2 separate regions of the Homo sapiens genome follow, and region 2 is linked to region 1. A link is a contact called in ENCODE Hi-C or POLR2A ChIA-PET data. All regions are on one chromosome and are shown on one strand. Each heading gives the region's core, a stretch centred on a gene start or an enhancer-like site at or near the end of the contact. The rest is flanking DNA. Distances are from core to core; before and after follow the strand shown.

Region 1 (5,328 bases), core at 2,245-4,744:
CCCTTTCAACTGATGCAATTTCAGGATTAAAAACTCCTGAATAACAAAAACAAGCCGGATTGGCTTTCTCTGCCTACTGATGACATTTGCAAGGAGACTGCAGCCCCTTCCCCCACCTATGAGCAAAAAGGAGAGGGAGGGAAGCAGGGACAATCCAGAAAAAAAAAAATGTGCTTTGACCACCAGATAGGAATGGGAAGGGGCCACAGGAAACCTCCTTAGGAAGGTGAAGTTCCCCTCAAATACTAGTCTGGGAGGAGGGCCCACTGAGAAAGGAGGGAGGGAAAGCGGGAAAACCAGGAGAGGATTGAACTGTTGGTGTGTGCCTCAAAAGCCTGCACCTCTGCCCACCTGCTTCCACACCCAAGTCTTCTGGCATTTACTTGCTGGGTCCTGCCTTGGATATGGTAGCTTGCTGAACCAAGTTAAGTCCCTGTCAGGCCTGTTCATCTCTAAAACTGTCTGGAAAGAAGGATCTTTGCCGGCATCTCCAAACCTAGCTACAGAGAGGAAGGCTGGGCAGCCTACTCCTGGGGCAGGCAGGAGGCTGGGGTAACCAGCTGTCCTATGACAAAGAGTCCAGGCCTAGCATACTGCAGCGACTCAGATCTGGGTCGAGGCTCATCCCCTCCTCCCCCAACTGCCCAAGCAGGAGAAGGAGCTGGTCCCCTACCTACCCAGGCCCATAAGAAGGAAAGTGGCCAAGAACAAAGCCAAGGCCCTCTCCAGAGCAGAACTGGGGTTTTGATTCGTAATTAGCTGAGCGGGGAGAAATAGCCCAAGAAATGCACACAGCCCCAAAAAGGCCCCACTGCCCGTTCTGCATCCGGGACATGTTGAAGTGTTGTTGTATGTGTGTGCAGAGGCACGGACTCTTGTAATAAAATCGTTCCTAGTCTCCCGGCCAGCCCGAGCCGTGCAGCCTGACAGCTCAATCACTCTATCCATCAGGCGAGTCAATCAAAGCAGCTTTTCGGAGGTTCAGGGAGCCCGACGTGTCAATAACGGGGCTCGAGATGGCGGGAGCTGATAGTGCGCATCGATCCGCGCCCGGCCGGCAGCTGTGGGGCGGCGAGAGACCAGCCAGAGGAAAGCGGCGCGTGGCTACGTTGTTCCCGGCCCCCTGCCGGACCGGGTGTCTGGAGTGCTGATCTTGGGCCAAAGCTTCTGCCGCTCTCCCAGACACTGCGGGCCGGGGCGTCAGGCAGGCCTTGGCCTTCTCTCCCGGAGCCCAGCTCAGGTCTCCTCCTCGGGTTCGCCAAGCGCGAGGGGCACACGGAAAAGTGGTGGAAGGAAAGCCGAGAAAAACAGGCCTACGGATGCCAGAAGTCTGCTGGATGTGCGGGTGAAAAAAGGAAAGCGCCGCGCGGGGAGGATGCGGGAACCGTTCCGCGGAGAAGCTACGGAGGAAACTGGCTCTCATGCCCTTGGACACGCTTCCTGGCCTGAGCCTGACCTGTTTTCTCTCCTCTCCCACTGTTTTTCAGCTCCAGAAAACCAGGGGCTGCCAGCACCCACCTTTTTGGCAACTGCCTTTCCCTGGTTTCTACCCACCCGGGTCAGACTCTTTTCGCTACCCAGCCGGGGGAGAGGGACGGCTTTCAGACGCTTTCCTCCCTGTCTTCCTGTGTTTCCCATGTTTATCAATGTAAACGGTCTCTCCGCAGAAAATATCGAGATGGTGTTTGTGTCTGTAAGGACACACAGTGAATATAATTTTTCTGAACAAGGCCTTCTCTGGTCAAATCTGGCCTTCGGACGATCAGGCTGGTGGGATTTCAGACACACATCACTAGGCCCACCTTCCTGCCTTATCTAAACACCCTGGAAAGAAAATCACTGACTATGTACTTTTCCTAAGAATAATAAAGATAAGAGACAAAGAAGGCCCCAGGGATTCAGAGTTCAAAATCAAAGAATCGAGACCCGAGCCTCCTGTGCCACGAGCTGTAGCTTCTCGGGTGGTGGCCGCAGAGGCCAGGATCGCATAGCTGGATGAACATTCGGTTGTGACTGGAACTGGGGTGAGGAAGCAGGCGTGAGAGACTGGAGTACCCGAGGCCGGGTTTGCTCTCCCTAGCGCCGCAGCTTGGCGTTCTGGGGCGGTCCGCGGGGCCAGAAGGCATGGCGCAGCCCGGAGTTGGGTACTCACCGGAGGATGGACGATCCGAATAACGTGTGCAGTACACCCAGGCGGGCCATACGAGAGGCTGCTGCGAGTCAGTTTTGACCACGGGCCCGCCGTTGGCTGAGCCCATAAGTAGGATAGCCGGGTTGCCGTGCTCCGGGTATTTGGTGCCCTGCGCTCCGGGGCTCCCCGCGCCGCCTCCACTGCCGCCGCCACCGGTGTCCGAGGGCTTGGCTGCTGCGGCCGCCGCCGCCGCCGCCACTGCCGCCGCGGCCGCCGCCGCCGCCGCAGCCGGGTTCCCAGCTTTAGACGCGCCCGCGCCGGCGGCGGCTGGCTGGGAGCCGTCGGGTGGGCCACAGTTCGCGTCCGGGGCGCACAGGAGCGAGGCAGCGCCTGGCGCCCGGGTGCCCAACGGGTGGACAGGGTCTCTACCTGCGGCAGTCTGGCCTCTGTCACGCTCGACCCGGCCTCCTCCTCCTGCGCCTCCTCTGGCCGCCGCAGCCACCAGAAGCTGCGGTGGCGGCTGCTCCTTTTTGCAGCCGAAGTCCGGCCTCAGGATGTTGTCGATGAAAAAGTTGGTGGTGCGGTGCAGCTGGGCCGCTGGCTGCGGCTGGTGAGCAGGCGCCGCGAGATGCTGAGGCGGCGGGGGCGGGGGGTGTGGGGGGAGGTGCGGGTGGTGGGCCAGGGGCGGCAGGCAAGGCGCCGCGGGCGGCGAGGGGGGCGCAGGCTGCGGGGACACCGGCACGCTGTCTCCATCGCTGCCGCTGCCGCTGCTGCCGCTGGCGCCCGGACTGAGGCTCAGGCTGAGGCCGCCCGGAGTCGCCGCCGCCGCCGCGCCGAGGGCCGAGTCGCGCTGACTTTTAGGTTCCGGCTGCTGTTCTTCCATGCTCGGCCGCCCCGCCGCCCCGGCCGCCGCGCCGGCCCCCGCCCCCACCGCCTCGCTCCCCACCCCACTTTGCCAGCGGCCCGTGGGGGTGCGCGGAGGAAGGAGGCAGGCGAAGCCTCAGCGAAGGCACGGGGCGGGTGCAGGAAAAAAGCTCAGGCGTCTGGCCTGGATCGCTCGTTCTTATCTAGCAGATAGATCTCGCTGTCTCTCCCTCTCTAATTTGTAGACATCCAGATATGGAGACACTTGGCTATTTCTTTTTTCTTTCTGCAACCAGATTCAATGATTTGATTTAAATGGGGAGTAAGCCACGGCCAAAAAAATGAAGGAAAAAAAGAAAAAGAAAAGGAAAAAGAAAGCAAGAAAAAAAGCTCCAATAATTTTTTTCTTAAAGGGAAAAAAATAGTATTTAAAGTCTAGCCATCTTCCTAGGCAGTAGTGAGGGGTTTGACTTCCCCGAGTGTCACGCTCAGCTGTGCCCAGAGCGTGAGGCTGGCAGCGCCTTTAATCGCCTTTGCTTTTTTTGCAGGGAGAGCGCGTCTCCGCCAGCGCCGGGCTGTTTTTTTTTTTTTTTTTTTTTTTTTTTTTTTCAAATCTCTGACAGCTCGGATCTTTGCACAAACTCTCTCGCTTAAAAAAAAAATCACCCAGGCACACTTTTTGCCTTCAAACCGGAAGCACGTGAGTCAGGGCCGCACGTGTGCGGAGCCAATGGCGAGCCGGGACTCGCGCTGACACTCGGGCCTCGGCCCAATGGGCGCGCGCGGGACTTTGCGGATAAATAATCCGGGGGCGTCAACCGCTGGCGGAGAGGGGGCGCCTCGGCGCTGGCCCTGTGCGTCGGGTCCGCCCTCCCCCACCCGCGCCCGCACCCGCGTCCCTCCCCCTCCTTCAGGCCGGGACTCAGGAGGGGGCAGAAGAAACCCGGGAGGGGTGAATTTTGGGATGTAGGCAAATGGAGAAGCAACTCCATAAACAACTTGTTAGAGAAATGCAGGATTATGGGTCTGTGAGCTACGGGAGCAGGGGCAGTAGGCAGGAGCCTGGCTGTTTTGCACCCCCACGCCTAAGAAACTCAGCTTTTTATTTTCTCCTCTGTCTCTGGTTGCTGTTATTGAAGGATGGGTGGTTGTTGTCACTGCCGGTTTGTGTGTTTGTGGGTGGGTGTGGGTTTGGGTGTGTGTAGTGGAGGGAGGGGGAGTGAGACAGGGAGGTCGGTGATGTGAAATAGACCTAGAGTTGGTTACTTTCAGAGGCGCAATTTGTTTTTCACAAATAGCAAAATCTGAAAGGCCCGCTGCGCCTAGCTAGCGTCGCACGTTTACGTTTGTACGTCTCCTGCCGGCCCGCTGCATTGCTTTCCCTTTGTGGGGAATCCGCACCCATGCCCTTCCCGGTCCAGACTTTCGACAACACCCTGGAGCTGCCCTGGCGCCATAGAGCCAAGCCCAGAGGGCTAGGAATAGCCCCAGAGCCAGTTGCCTGGACCTTCCCTGGCAGTGGGAGTCCGGGCAACGCAGATTAATCTCAGGAGGGCCCCGGGGCCGGCGAGTCAGAACGCGGATGCGCGCTAGGCCCTAGCTTTTAGAGTTCAGGGTAACCTCTGTGTTAGATTTCCCTGCAAAGTAAAATCAAATAAATGAAAGCGCTGCACCCCAAGTATTTGCCCTGGCTAGCTGAAGTTGTGAACAGGGAGTTTCCCTCAATTGCCGGGTGACTGAATTTCCTGGGATTGCTCCCAACTCCCTGGGTGCCTCCGGCTCCAGCTCTGTGCGTTCTTCCCTAGTTTGAGGGAAATGCCGTTCCTCCAGCTGCTATCATTCTCCCGTCTGCCGATCTCTTTTTCGCTATTTCCTGGTCGAGGCACCCCCAAAATTTTCTCATAACCGGGAATGTGAGGGACGGGGGTGGCGTGTGGACTGAAGCTCTAGGCACCTGCGGGACTTGTCTCCGGATTCGTTTTGGAGGACCAGTATCCGACTATGCTGAAGCCTGCGGTGGCCGAGAAAGGCGTCAGCAAACGAGGCCTTCGGGGGTGTCATCTTAGAGCTCCAGCGGACCTCCTCGCCCTGAACGCCCTCCGCAACTGGGACAGTAGAGAAAGGATCCCTTTGGAAATATTGTCTATTTGTGACATGCGAAAGAATCCCCCTACCTCCAGTTTTCCAGAAAAGTCACAGAGGGTTAGGCTAGGAGGAACATGCAACTAAACCCACAACAAGCCGAACCACCACCACAGTAGCTGAAGTTTCTCAAAAGGGCTGGTGGAGAGCAGGAATTTATATTGCTCACCGCATCTTGGGAGCAGGCGAGG
Region 2 (5,166 bases), core at 1,045-3,544, 910 kb after region 1:
CTTCACTTAGCCAGAATGCTGTCCTTTCCACAAGAAGTATTCTATTCTTTTCCCATTAGCCCCAGAAAATTAAATTTGTGGTTGGTGCCAAATACAAAATCAAGTGCAGGGTTTCGTTACAAGGTGGTCATCAAATGATCCAATATAGTGACTAGAATATATTAACTTTTAAAAGAACATAATTTAAGTAAGAGCAAAATATTTACATATTTTATAGATAATTTGCATATATTTTTTCTTAGACTCCAGTTTAAGGAACAGTAGTCTACACCCCTGCTACTCCAGGGTGGTCCAAAAGCCAGGGAGCTTGTTAGAAAGAGTCTCTAGGCCAGGTGCAGTGGCTCACTCCTGTGATCCTAGCACTTTGGGAGGCCAAGGCAGGAAGATTGCTTGAGGTCAGGAGGGTTCAAGATCAGCCTGGGCAACACAGTGAGAGCCTGTCTCTATTGAAAAAAAAAAAAAAAGAAAGAAATGCAGAATTTCAGGGCCCACTCTAGACCTAATGGATTAGACCATGCCATTTAATAAGAACTCCAGGTGATCAGCATGTATATTAAAGTGTGAGATATACTAATTTATTATTTCCCAATTCAATTTTCAGTGGGCCCATGTGAGCCTGGGGCACAGTCTAAAGCTCTCTCTCTCTTTTTTTTAAGGACAATAATTGCTTCTTCTCTTTCCAGGGTTGCAGGCAGGTAGATTTAAGGTGAACTCAGATTTTTCAAGGAATAATGGTGAGTATTGGTAACTTCAAAGGGTCCATCCTGGTGACTTGCAGGGGAAGTTCCACTCAGGAACTTTTGTGTCTTGCTTAACACCAGACACAAGACTACATGTAAGCCATGTGGCTCACATGTGTAATCCCAGCTACTCCGAAGGTTAAGGTAAGATGATCTCTTGAGCCCAGGAGTTGGAGACCAGCCTGACAACATAGCGAGACCTTGCCTCTAAACAAAAATTACATATTGTATGATTCTATTTATATGAAACATTCAATTTCTGGTGGAAGTCTCATATGATCTTTGGTTGGAGGATGACTGGATGTTGACAGATGACAATGAGGTGAAGAGCATTTTAGCAGAGGGAATGGCATGATCAAAGACAAAATGGAGAGTCAGAGGCAGGAATGCATATTTAGGGAGGAATGAATGAGCACTGGCTACAACAGAGATCTGGGAAGAAAAGCAAGTGAAGGAAGTAAAGCTGGAAACATGGATTGACAAGTTGCCTTTTTCAAATGGAAAAACTAACAGGTGTGAGGGAGAAGAGAGTCAATAGAAATTTCTGTCTTTTCCAGATTTGTTCACATTCCCCTGATTTGTAGTCATTTTGTCGGCTTGGGAAAGTGGTTTTTGAAAGATCGTCTTTATAAAGGTAGGCTCTGATAGGATGCTCAAGCTAAGAGCAAGGAAGGACAAAGAAGGCGCCTGGCGACAGAAAAGGGCACTAACAAAAATTGGGCAAAAAGGAAGTGTGGCGGTCCCCAAATCCCTTCTTCCTCCATTTCAGCTGAGATCATTCGCCAGTAGGCAACTGTGGTATTACCAATAAGTTTGTATCACCAATAAAATATTATAATGCACCTGGCTAAAAACCCTGGCGTGATAACACCAAATTCATGTTATTAGAAGGAATTAAATTTTAAAAAGCACACCGTTCCAGGCACACAGAAGGAGCCCCCGAACGTTTGTTTTATAAACGCAGGTTGGTTGCTGAGGCTTTGTTTTGGAGCCTACGTTTAGGAGAGGAAATGATTCAAAACTGCCCCCCAAAACCTATATCCTCCAGGAGCACTGAGGTTGGGGCGACCTGCTGCCAACTGGTCTGGTTTTCCCTTTTAACACACGCTTCTTGCCCACTATCCGGTCCCTGCGGTCAGTGGGTGCAGCAGGGGTCGCAGTCCAAACAACCAATCGCGACGCGGCTGCGGGGCGGGGGCCACAGCGCTCCGCCTCCCCCCTCCAATCCGCCCTCCCAATCCTCCTAGGCCGCTCTCTCTCGCACCTGCGTGTCCCTCTGCGCTCCGACTGGTGCGACTTCTCCCTGCGCTAGCGAGGCAGGGTTTTGGCCTCGCCTCTCGCGAGATCGCCTCCTGTTGCTGCCGCCGCCGCTCCTGGCCACTGACTGGCGGCGCCTGCGCAGCCGCCATGTTCGGTTGCTATGCTGCGGCCTAGGAGAGGGGGTGTGCTTGAGGGAGGAGGAAGAGATAGAGGAGGAGGAGGGGGAGGAAGAGGAGGTGGAGAAGGAGGGGGGTGACTGAGCTCCTCTTGCACTCTCACACACAAACGCTGCCCAGGATTACCCGCCAGCTCACGCCGCGCAGTGCGCTTTTCCGCTCCTCGCGCCCCACCACCAACATTGTTCTCTCAGGACTCCTGGGTCCCAGGGGCCGGAATTGGGCCTGAGCGGGAGAGGAAAGAGACTTGGCTTTGGCCGCGGGGTCGGAGGATTGGGGCCAGGCCCCCTCCCCCACGCACTTTTGGGGGTGTGGATTATCTCATCCCTGCAGGGAGGTAGGAGAGGTCGCCGGCTGCCCGCCTCCCTGCCACCTCCCCAGCGGCGCCGGCCCGCGGCTGCCCAGCAGCATGAGGTGGTGCTGGCGGCTCCGGGTCGTGGCGCGACCGCTGCGGCGGCGGCTGCTCGGGGGGCGCTGAGGTAGCCCCCCGGAGCGGCACGGAGGACGCGCTTCTCCTCTGCGCGCCGGGGCCTCGAGGCTTTTTTTCTCCAGCCGAGAGGACGCGGCTGTGATATACGAAGGTAAGAGGTTCTCCGGTCCCCGCCGGCCTCTCGGCCCTGCACGTTGAACGGGAGGCTCTTACCTGCATGTGTGGCTCCTGGGAGGTGAGCCAGGTGGGGCAAGCCGGAGGTACGAGGATGATTTGAAAGGAAGGAAAAAAGGACAAAAACAAACAAACAAACAAACAAAAAAACGCTTTCTTTCCTTTCTTCCTGGGACCTCTGCTTTTGCGGGGGTTATAGTTGGAATCTCTGTTATGGGTCAGCGAAGGGCCAAGGGATGGAATAGGTGCGGAGATGGAATGTTCCCAGTACCTAAACTCTAGGTAAAGCTTTGGAATCTTGAGTTTTCCATTGCTGGTAGAATTCCTTTTTTTTTTTTTTTTTTTTTTGGCTCATATGAGCGCTTCTTGCACGCTGCATGAGCCAACTATTCCTACCATTGAAGTTTTAAGCCTGTTATGATTCTACCAGTATATACCTGTATTTGGGAATCTGTAGTTGAGCCAAAAAAAAAAAAAAAAAAAAAGTTGAGATGTGGGTAAACAGTGATGCATTTCGCAGGGTTTCCATAAAATGGAACAGCTTACAGTTGCACAGGTGATGTGTGGATGTTTCTGCAAAACTTAGGGTGGAAGATTTTATGTCTGGGCTTGCATCATGTAGTGACATCAGTATGTACAAGGACGATTTGTAGGATTTTTCAAAACGCCTGTTCTAGGATAACTTGTTATGCATCTGCAATATGCCAGCTGCTTTTCGAATAAGAGGTTTCAGTAATACTAAGTTTCTGTGTCCAGATCTTGGGCCCAGTTGAAACAGTACAGCTGATTGGTCACATTTAAAACATATTTATGGAGAAAGATAAAAGGCCAATGTGTCCGACTTGCAAAAGACAATTAGAGTAGAAAGAAGACTGGAACAGTAAAAGCCAGGGCATTTTTAAATCTTGGTTTTCTGAACTTTAACGTGCCAGAGGAAAAAAATTTTTTTTCAATTTTAAGGGGGAAGGAGATGGCCTTAAAATAAAGGATTGTTCAGAGCCTAAACTGTGCTTAATGGAATAGAGCTAGGTATATCATCTAAATCTTGAATTTGACTAATATAAATTCAGCTTTCTTTTAAAGAAAAAACTCGTAAGCAGAAGTTTGTGTATTCTACAGAACCTCTTCACTAGCTCGTAAGTGTGATCATTTTGTGGACATCACTGTTTTTTTGTTAGAATAAATTTATGCTCCAATTACCACAAAAGCAATTTTTATGTCTCTTCGCATTTTTTATGGTACACATATCTTTGTTACATTTTGCATTGAAACACGCACGGTCCCATAGTATCATAATCTTCAGTGATTTATAAGAGAAACAGTCTATTTTGTACATGGGAATGTTTGTCATGTTGCCAGTCTGTTTTAAAAATTTGGCAAGAGGTTTTTAAAATCCAAGGAGGCACCACTATTTTGTAGTTTTTAAAAATATTAATTGAGTAGGTCCATGTTTATTAAGTTAGAAAATCACGAGTTCCTCAAAAGTAGTAATAGACGAGGATGTGATTTTTCTTACTGCCCATTTTCTAACATCTTAGCTTCAGAGCTGTAGGTATTGAATTGAGTCAAACTTGTGTTTTTTTCTTATGTTCTAATTAAATATCTTTTAAAATGTCCCTAGTAACATTGTTACTTTAAATTTATAACACCCAATTTCTAATTTAGGCTAGGCATAAAACCAGCATTGATTGAACGTACTTGCTAAAAATACTTTCTGGGTCGGATGTACTTAGAATGCAGCCTCAGGAAATTTCATTTGAACTATTCTGTGACCAGTGTACACTTCATTATTGTTGAAGGACTTTTAAAAAAAGTATAGATCTCTCATACTCGATTTAATCAGTTTGAGCATAGATGCCTAACTTTAAAAAAAAAGTATAATAAAGTGGGATAGTAATACAATTTACGTGAGATGGTAATAAAAACTTTTCAGCTTTTTTTTTTAACTTGTATGACTTCGTTAGGTTGTTATTAAACTGTGATTTGTATTTTTAAAATAGTTTTGTCTGTTAAACATAATTGAGGTGTACAGTACAGTATCCATTGTTATCTGTTTAGTATTTATTTATGACTTACAAACTCTAAAAGCGGGATCAGTGATCATGGTTTTTAGTAAGTTGTCTTTAAGGAGCAAAGTAAGAGACTAGCAGAAAATTGCAAGGAGGTTTGTTATTGAGAGTACTTCTGCCCCCCGCTTGAGAGTTAATATGGCCACTTTTAAACAAGAAAAGTTTTCCAGAAACGTGGAAATCTTGTTTGGTGTATGTTTAGGGGCAAATGTTTTAAAGTTTTGCCTAAATTCTTAGTTAGAATGCAAAATTGATCAACTCCCTAGGAATGGTTATTGTGGCTAAATATGAATTGTTGCTCCTATGTAAAATTTAGT

Evidence for each region. A loop is a pair of places that touch in the nucleus more often than their neighbours do. ChIA-PET counts read pairs that join two places held with the same protein, here RNA polymerase II (POLR2A). Pooled maps may share reads with other maps.
Region 2: a loop to region 1 is called in a map of gastrocnemius medialis, with 7 times the contacts of the local background. The contact joins the promoter of PTPN4 here to the promoter of EN1 in region 1. A Hi-C loop is called at or near these places in 1 of 168 maps with a recorded cell type or tissue (gastrocnemius medialis) and 1 of 50 pooled maps. POLR2A ChIA-PET finds 5 or more read pairs at or near these places in 1 of 52 experiments (activated CD4-positive, alpha-beta T cell).

The regions. Positions count from the first base shown.
Region 1 is chr2:118,844,154-118,849,481 of GRCh38, forward strand. EN1 (engrailed homeobox 1) reads right to left here and starts at 3,495. Exons shown (of 2, transcript NM_001426.4): 1 at 2,153-3,495. The coding sequence starts at 3,014. RefSeq lists enhancers at 514-1,163, 1,164-1,813 and a silencer at 1,080-1,374.
Region 2 is chr2:119,757,628-119,762,793 of GRCh38, forward strand. PTPN4 (protein tyrosine phosphatase non-receptor type 4) reads left to right here and starts at 2,295. Exons shown (of 27, transcript NM_002830.4): 1 at 2,295-2,757. LOC101927764 (a long non-coding RNA gene) reads right to left here and starts at 2,087. Exons shown (of 4, transcript XR_007087215.1): 1 at 2,005-2,087. RefSeq lists silencers at 1,837-1,946, 2,497-2,796 and enhancers at 1,986-2,280, 1,997-2,256, 2,527-3,151.